2 separate regions of the Homo sapiens genome follow, and region 2 is linked to region 1. Evidence: chromatin contacts called from ENCODE Hi-C or POLR2A ChIA-PET data. All regions are on one chromosome and are shown on one strand. Each heading gives the region's core, a stretch centred on a gene start or an enhancer-like site at or near the end of the contact. The rest is flanking DNA. Distances are from core to core; before and after follow the strand shown.

Evidence for each region. A loop is a pair of places that touch in the nucleus more often than their neighbours do. ChIA-PET counts read pairs that join two places held with the same protein, here RNA polymerase II (POLR2A). Pooled maps may share reads with other maps.
Region 2: a loop to region 1 is called in a pooled map, with 6 times the contacts of the local background. The contact joins the promoter of GPX4 here to the promoter of CFD in region 1. A Hi-C loop is called at or near these places in 1 of 37 single-sample maps with no recorded cell type and 9 of 50 pooled maps. POLR2A ChIA-PET finds 5 or more read pairs at or near these places in 6 of 52 experiments (HCT116, HEK293, WTC11 and 3 more).

Annotation. Positions count from the first base shown.
Region 1 is chr19:858,414-860,913 of GRCh38, forward strand. It overlaps CFD (complement factor D), which reads left to right and starts at 1,251. Exons shown (of 5, transcript NM_001928.4): 1 at 1,251-1,331; 2 at 2,204-2,360; 3 at 2,448-2,500. The coding sequence starts at 1,277.
Region 2 is chr19:1,098,792-1,105,243 of GRCh38, forward strand. GPX4 (glutathione peroxidase 4) reads left to right here and starts at 5,203. Exons shown (of 7, transcript NM_002085.5): 1 at 5,203-5,336; 2 at 6,395-6,452. The coding sequence starts at 5,253. RefSeq lists enhancers at 608-727, 848-927, 3,777-4,146, 4,177-4,226, 4,247-4,326 and 1 more and silencers at 1,503-1,640, 4,929-5,008, 5,019-6,038.

The DNA.
Region 1 (2,500 bases), core at 1-2,500:
CTGTGGGGCAGATGTGAAAAATGGAGCTACACCATGAGCAGGCCTGCAGTCCCAGCACTTCTGGAGGCTGAGGTGGGAGGATCACTTGAGCCCCGGAGGTCGAGGAGGCTGCAGTGAGCTATGATTGCACCGCTGCACTCGAGCCTGGATGAAAGAGCAAGACCCTGTCTGTAATAAAACAAAAACAACACACACAAATCCCCACCTCACAAAAGGCCCTATGGCCCAGATTCTGAGAAGTATTTTATTTTAATTTTTTTGTAGAGATGGGGTCTCGCCGTCTTCCCCAAGCTGGCCTTGAATTCCTGGGCTCAAGAGATGCTCCTATCTGGGTCTCTCAATGTGCCGGGATGGTAGGTGGGAGCCACTGTGCCCGGCCAGCCCTGACTCTGTTCATCAGAACCTGCCCTCAGTGAACAGTTTGGGAGGGGGCGTGTGATCCAGGCTCCACCAACCCAAGGCACCCTTGAGACTTGGCTGGAGTGAGGAAGAATTTTAGGAGGGGCCCACTGAGCCACTGGGTTGAGTGTGGGGTCCCTGGAAACACACCAGGGGAGGCTGGTGAGGAAAGAAGCCATCAGAGAAGAAAGGAGAAGCCAGAAGCAGACACTGGACATTGTTCAGGCACCTGGATCAAGCCACACCTGAAGGCGGACATCCCTGAACTTTCCATATAACTTTCATGATTCAGGCTCCACCCAGTTTGTCTGGGTTTTCCTGTCCCTTGTAGCCAGTCTTCCCAGCTGCCTCTGCCTTGGCCTTTCCAACTTTCTATTCGTCAGGGTGTCAAGCCCCAGAGGCCACAGGGACAGAGACAAAGGTGTCAAGTGACCTTCCTACCCCCAACAGACCTTCTCTCTAATATAGAGGAGGAAAAGAAGGGAGGGTAGCAGGACAAGAAAGTGGGTTGTTTACACGCTGTGGCCTCCAGCTAGGATTGTGAAACACCCTGGGGGACTCTGGGTGTGGTGAAGTTGGGGCCGGGGTGGGTGCAGCCCCCCTCTCTGCCTCCTGCCCATCTGAGGGACTGCCCCCCACCAGGGCCAGCAGGCTGTCAGGCTCACAGAGGCCCGAGGGTCTCCCAGCGACTTGTCGACTCTGGTGTGAGTCTGGCAGGAGGTAACCCAGTCCCGGGGAGGGCGGAGGCTGGGCGGGCGAGTTCCCCTTTCCCCAGCTGGGCCGCTGCCCACCCGGGGAGCGGCCCGCCCCCTCCACCCTCATAAAAGCACCCCCAGGGCCCTGCCTGGGTCAGTGTCTCAGCCACAGCGGCTTCACCATGCACAGCTGGGAGCGCCTGGCAGTTCTGGTCCTCCTAGGAGCGGCCGCCTGCGGTGAGGAGGCCTGGGCCTGGGGTGAGGGACAGGGCTGTGTAGGGGCGTGGTGCTCCCTTCCGTCACACGGACGGTCCTCCAGCCCCTCCAGGTGGGCAGGAAGGGGGTGTCTCTCCTCACTAATGGAAGGCTCTGAACGCTGAAAAATTCTAGAAAATTCAGATTGGAAATCGGAACTTTCTGGAGTCAGCTTTTCTTGCAGACAGAGTCTGAACGTCTGCGTGGAAAACTTCATCTGCGTGGCTGACTGGGCTGGCCCAGGCACTGGCTGGGTCAGCCCCATTTCTCTTATGTCCAACTGGAAGGCACTGCGCCCAGGGTAGGGCGCTGGGATCTGCCCCCGGTCCCCAGCCCACTGTGGGTTCTGTACTCTGGGGCATTCCCGCCCGAGGGTATCTGAGTTTGCAACGCTGAGGGGCCCCAAGACGGAAACGGGATTCTTTTTTTTCTTTCTTTTTTTTTTTGATAGGGAGTCTCGCTCTGTCGTCCAGGCTGGAGTGCAGTGGTGCGATCTCGGCTCACTGCAAACTCCGACTCCCGGGTTCAAGCGATTCTCCTGCCTCAGCCTTCCGAATAGCTGAGATTATAGGCCACGCCGACTAAATTTTGTATTTTTTTTTAAAGTAGAGACGGGGTTTCACCATATTGGCCAGGCTGGTCTTGAACTCCTGACCTCATGATCTGCACCCCCCCCTCCCCCCCCGCCCCCGCGCGGCTTCACAAAGTGCTGGGATTACAGGCGTGAGCCACCGCGCCCAGAGATGGGATTCTTGCGGGGAGCGGCCTGGGGGGTGAGAGCTGGGATCCCGTCAGGCAGCCTCGCCCGGGGGAGGAGTCCACCCCGCGGCCCTCACGCGCCCGCCCACCCACAGCGGCGCCGCCCCGTGGTCGGATCCTGGGCGGCAGAGAGGCCGAGGCGCACGCGCGGCCCTACATGGCGTCGGTGCAGCTGAACGGCGCGCACCTGTGCGGCGGCGTCCTGGTGGCGGAGCAGTGGGTGCTGAGCGCGGCGCACTGCCTGGAGGACGCGTGAGTGCCCGCGCCGCGCGGGGGAAGAGCCCGGGTGCGGTGGGGGGAGTCGGCTGGCACCGACCGCGGACTCCGTCCGGTCCCCAGGGCCGACGGGAAGGTGCAGGTTCTCCTGGGCGCGCACTCCCTGTCGCAGCCGG
Region 2 (6,452 bases), core at 3,953-6,452, 240 kb after region 1:
CCTGACACCAGCACTGCATAAGTGTTCCCTAAATAGGATAAAGGGCAGGAGGTTGCCAGGTCTCCTGGAAACCTGGTGAGGAAGGTGTCTAGGGGCAGAGGGAAGGGAGTGGCTATGTGATGCCACCGCCAAGTCAGCCTGAGGACTGAGCAGGGATTCGCCTAGCAGACATTGCTTGTGACTCAGGGAAGGGGGCCAGTGCCTGGCAGGACGGATTTGAGGGAGGAGAGGAATTGGAGATGTGGGGCAGATACATGGGGCGGGGAGGGTCAGGAGACGGACAGGCCTCAGGAGTGGATTTTATGACACAAGAAAGGGCATCTGGAGTAAAGACCAAGCAGTGACCTGCAAATCTGGGGGCAGGGGTGGACTGAGAGGCTGAGCCCAAGCCAGGGGCGGCCTGGATGATAACAGCAAAGCCAGAGGCCCGGAAGTCAGGCCATGATCCACACACAGGGCAGGTGAAAATGTAAGATGGTGCAGCCGCTATAGAAAGCAGTCTGGTCGGCCAGGCGCAGTGGCTCACGCCTGTAATCCAAGCGCTCTGGGAGGCTGAGGCAGGCGGATCAACTGAGGTCAGGGGTTCGAGACCAGCCTGGCCAACATAGTGAAACCCCGTCTCTACTGAAAATACCAAAATTAGCCGAGCATGGTGGTGCAGGCCTGTAATCCCAGCTACTTGGGAGGCCGAGGGAGGAGAATCGCTTGAACCTGGGAGGTGGAGGTTGCAGTGAGCCGAGATCGTGCCACTGCACTCCAGCTTGGGCAAAAAGAGTGAAACTCCATCTCAAAAAAAAAAAAACAACAAACAGTCTGGTGGATCCTCAAACTGTTACACAAAGAGTCACCATATGACTCAGCAATTCCACTCCTAGGCATACACCCAAGAGAAATGAAAACATACGCCCACACAAACACTTGTACGGCTTTACAAACTCAAAAAGAGAAAACAGCCCATAGCCGGGCATGGTGGCGCATGCCTGTAATCTCAGCTATTCAGGAGGCTGAGAAAGGAGAATTGCTTGAACCTGGGAGGCGGAGGTTGCAGTGACCTGAGATTGCGCCACTGCACTCCAGCCTGGGTAACAGAGTGAGACTCTGTCTCAAAAAAAAAAACCCCAGATGTCCATCCACAGATGAATAAATAAACACAATGTGATCCCTCCACACACTGGAATATTTCTGAGCCATGAAAAGGAATGATGAGGCTCTGACACAGGCCACAATGTGGATGTAGCCTGAGGACCTCATGCTCAGTGAGAGAAGCCAGGCACAAAAGAACACGCAGTGTGTGATCCCATTTCCATGAAATGTCCAGGACAGGCCAATCCACAGAGACAGGAGGGGATGTGTGTGTGCCAGGTCCTAGGGGAGGAGATGGAGAGTGAAGGCTGATGGGGTCTGGGCTTCCTTTGGGGACAATGAAAATACTCTGTGCTGGGTGCGGTGGCTCACGCCTGTAATCCCAGCACTTTGGGAGGCCTAGGCAGGCGGATCACCTGAGGTCGGGAGTTTGAGACCAGCCTGACCAACATGGAGAAACCCTGTCTCTACTAAAAATACAAAACTAACTGGGTGTGGTGGCGCACGCCTGTAATCCCAGCTACTTGGGAGGCTGAGGCAGGAGAATCGCTTGAACCTGGGAGGTGGCAGTGCAGTGAGCTGAGATCGTGCCACTGCACTCCAGCCTGGGCAACAAGAGCGAAATTCTGTCTCAAGAGAAAAAAAAAATTCTGGAACTAGATAGATAGAGGTGATGGTCTCATAACATTGTACACGTCCTAAAAACACTGAATTGTACACTTTGAAGTGTTAAAATGTTGAATTTCATATGTATTTTGTTTGAATTTCAAAAACTTTTTTTTTTTTTGAGACAGAGTCTTGCTGTATCCCCCCAGGCTGGAGTGCAGTGACACGAACTCGGCTCACTGCAACCTCCACCTCCAGGGTTCAAGCAATTCTCCTGCCTCAGCCTCCTGAGTAGCTGGGATTACAGGAGCACGGCACCACTCCCAGCTAATTTTTGTATTTTTAGTGGAGATGGGGTTTCCCCATGTTGGTCAGGCTGGTCTTGAACTCCTGACCTCGTGATCCACCCGCCTTGGCCTCCCAAAGTGCTGGGATTACAGGCGTGAGCCATTATGCCTGGCCCTAATTTTTGTACTTTTAGTAGAGACAGTTTCCCTATGTTGGCCAGGCTGGCCTCAAACTCCTAACCTCAGGTGATCCGCCTGCTTCGGCCTCCCAAAGTGCTGGGATTACAGATGTGAGCCACCGCACCCAGCCAAAAAGTTTTTTTTGAGACGGAGAGTCTCGCTCTCTTGCCCAGGCTGGAGTGCGGTGGTGCGATCTCGGCTCACTGCAAGCTCCGCCTACCGGGTTCACACCATTCTCCTGCCTCAGCCTCCCGAGTAGTAGCTGGGACTACAGGAGCCCTCGACCACACCTGGCTAATTTTTTGTAATTTTAGTAGAGACGGGGTTTCACCGTGTTAGCCAGGATGGTCTCGATCTCCTGACCTCGTGATCTGCCCGTCTCAGCCTCCCAAAGTGCTGGGATTACAGGTGTGAGCCACCATGCCTGGCCAAAAAGATCTTAAAAAAGAAATGAAGCCACAGGACAGCCCCTCCCCAGTCCTTCCTGGAGCCAGGGGCTGCTCTAGAAAGATATGTGGCAACACAGCTTCCTGCAGGGACACTCAAGAACTTCCGCCCTCACAGGGCTGGAGCCTTGAGAGGTCCCCGAGACTCCATTTCCCCGTTCGTGAAATGGGGACACTCTGGGAAAAGCTGTGAAGCCCCCAGCACAAATCTCTCCCAGAGCCTGGGGCCCCGTTCTCAGATCCGAGGTCGCGACCCCGTGTTTTCCCCACTTCTGACTTTATCACAATTGGCAGGAAGTCAGGAATGGGATCAAGTCTCTCCGCGGAGCTGTGGGTGCTGAGCTGTTTTTCTGGCAACCCTGAAATAAACTCCCATTTCAGTGCACATGTTTGCAACAAACTTAAGGAAAACAACACCGGCAAAATTGCGAACAGCTGAGCCTTCGCAAGGGCAAGAACAGAGTCACCAGTGTGGCCCTGTCACCCGGCACTGCCAGGGCGGGAGGAAATGGGGGGGTTTCCTGAGAAGTCAGACAATGGGAGTTGACTCCAAGAACTCAGCCTCTAGGGGCTGGGCGGGAGCAAAGCCATGTGAACAGACTTATGCAAGACCAGGATTCGGCCAGCCCTGCTCAGGGATCCTTGCTTCACTGCCTCTGCCACCAAACCATCCATGACGCCTCTGTGCTGCATCTGGCAGGCCTGAGTCGGGGGCAGTGGCGGGGGCAGGCTCATAGCACCCCCCAAGTCAACCCGGCCCTGAGTCTGTCTCTGAAGAAATACTCAGTGCAGGGTCAGAAAAGGTTAAGACCTTGAGGACAACATACAAATCCCAAGCACCTAGGCGGGGTAGAGTGGCTCACACCTGTAATCCCAGCACTTTGGGAGGCCGAGGCAGGCGGATCACCTGAGGTCGGGAGTTCGAGACCAGCCTGACCAACATGGTGAAAGCCCGTATCTACTAAAAACACAAAAATTAGCTGGGCGTGGTAGCACATGCCTGTAATCCCAGCTACTCAGGAGACTGAGGCAGGAGAATCACTTGAACCCGGAAAGCGGAGGTTGCAGTGAGCTGCGATGGAGCCACTGCACTCCAGCCTGGGTGACAGACCAAGACTCCTCAAAAAAAAAAAAAAAAATCCAAACCCCTGCCTGTACAGGGGTCAAAGTCCAATCACGGTGACTCAGTTCCCAAGTATGAGATGAGTGTTTCTGTTGCCACATGTCCAAGCCACGAAGTGAAAAACAGAGTTGGAAGCCAAGATGTGGGGCAGTATGGGCTCGGGTGTGCCCATACCTTGTAATGTTAGAAGTGTAAGAAAACCCTCCAGACTTGTGTTTATTTTCTGAGCACATACCGCGCGTCCCTGCGTGGGCAGCTGCCCCTGGGGGTGGGAGCCCAGGAAACTCCAGGTTCTCAGTTAAGTGGTAACTGTCTTGATGACTCTCAGGTCTCAGTGCCCACATTATACAAGCGGCTCAGCAACCAGACCCAGGATGGGGAGTCACTGACCCCCTGCGCCCATGGCAGGGGTGAGGGTAGGGACACCCCCATAAGATGGAGCTGTGATGAGAAGCAAACCCAACTCAGTTTGGTTTCATTTACATTAAAAAGGCAAATCCCTTGGCCGGATGCGGTGGCTCACACCTGTAATCCCAGCACTCTGGGAGGCCTAGGCGGGCAGATCACCTGAGGTCAGGAGTTCGAGATCAGCCTGGCCAACATGGTGAAACCCCGTCTCTACTAAAAATACAAAAAAATTAGCTGGGTGTGGTGGCTCGCTCGTGTAATCCCAGCTACTCAGGAGGCTGAGTCAGGAGAATCGCTTGAACCCGGGGGCTGGGTGGAGGTTGCAGTGAGCTGAGATAGCGCCACTGCACTCCAGCCTGGGCAAAAGAGCAAAAAAACTGTGTCTCGGAAAAAAAAAAAAAAAAAAGGCAAATCCCGGCCGAGCCTTTGGCTCACGCATGTGATCCCAGCACTTTTGGGAAGCTGAGGCTGGAGGATCACTTGAGGTCAGAAGTTTGAGACCAGCCTAGGCAACATAGCGAGACCCCCATGTCTACAAAACAATAATTAGCCAGGAATGGTGGATGAGCCTGTTGTCCCAGCTACTCGGGAAGCAGAGACGGGAGGTTCGCTTGAGCCTGGGAGGTCGAGGCTGCAGTGTGCCCTGATCGTGCCACTGCACGTTAGCCTGGGCAACACAGCAAGACCCCGTGTCTTAAAAAAAAAAAGGTAAATAAGAGTTGGGGACACTTTTCTGCGAGTTGGAGAAACCAAACCCCCTCGACGAGTCTTAAGTAGTATTCTCAGGTTGTCTGGCCTGCGGCCGCGCTGCTGTCAACCAGCCGGATAACTGCGCTGCCTCCCGACGCGCCGCCAGCCAGGCCACGGCCTCCTAGACACAAGCGAGCATGCGCAGTCGCCAACAACAAGTCCGCACGTCCGGTCCCGCCCCCCCTTCCCCGCCTTCTTCCCACTCCGGCCTCCCATTGGCTGACGTCGGCGCGAGCGCTCAACACCGACGCGTCTGACCAATGAGCGCTCTGGAGGGCGTGGCCGTGGGAAAGGAGGCGCGGAAAGCCGACGCGCGTCCATTGGTCGGCTGGACGAGGGGAGGAGCCGCTGGCTCCCAGCCCCGCCGCGATGAGCCTCGGCCGCCTTTGCCGCCTACTGAAGCCGGCGCTGCTCTGTGGGGCTCTGGCCGCGCCTGGCCTGGCCGGGACCATGGTGAGCTAGCGCCGCGGCCGTTGCCGGCCCGGTGACCGTTGGGGCGGGCGCGCGATCCCTGCCTCCGCTCGCCGGCGTGGGGAACCCTCAGGCTCCAGTGACCTTGGTGGGGGGCGTCTGGGGGCTCCCCCTCCCCACCCCCGGCCGGGCACGGACGCGGGTGACCGTACTGCGACGCGCTCCGCGGCCCTCCAGGCCGTTGTAGGCGCGCGGGCTGGGGTCGGGGAAGGGGAAGGGGTTGTTCCACGCGCGCGGGTCGTGGTCGGGGAAGGGGCCGTCCAGGCCGTTGCAGGCGCGCGTGCCGGGGCCGGGGTCGGGGGTCCAGGCTTGCAGGGGGCGGGGTCCGGGACGGCTGGGGCGGAGCTGGACCGTTGAGGGCCACGGCGGGGCGTCTCCGGGCCGAGCGGGGCTGCTGCGCCCGAGCGGTTGGGGGCGCGGAGGGCTGGAAATCCCGGATCACGCGCCCCCGGGCGCCGCCCCGCCCCCGCACCTTGGCCTAGCGCGGTGGCGTCACAGTCGCGCAGTCCTGACTACGGCCTCCGGGCCCTTTGTCCCCGCTAGCGGCGCTCGGGGTGGGGGAGCCAGGAGGGGCGGGAGACGGGCGGGTATGGGCCGCGCGGGCGCAGGCTCCCCCGGGCGCCGCAGGCAGCGGTGCCAGAGCCGGGGCAGGCGGCGGCCGCGAGCCCCTCGGCGGCGGAAGGCCCCAGCGTGCAGGCGCAGGAGGGCGCGGCGCCGGCGGAAGAAGCCCTGTCCCCGCAGCTTGCGACCGGAGATCCACGAATGTCCCAAGTCCCAGGACCCGGTGCGCGCGGGGCCCCCACACCGGCTAATGTGGCACATTTTGGGGTTGGAACCCTCTCCCGGCCTCCGGGTCTCCGGTAAAACCGGACCAGAAGTACAAGGGGGCGTGTGCGTTTAAGGAGGAGGAGCGTTCAGGTCTTCAGGGCCGCAGGGCCTCGGTGTCCCCGCCACCGACCCGCTCCCGATCCCTTCCTGCCTCAGGGTCCCGGGCTCAGCCTCCCGTCCACGCTCCCTGCTCAGCTTCCTTTGCCTTGCAGTGCGCGTCCCGGGACGACTGGCGCTGTGCGCGCTCCATGCACGAGTTTTCCGCCAAGG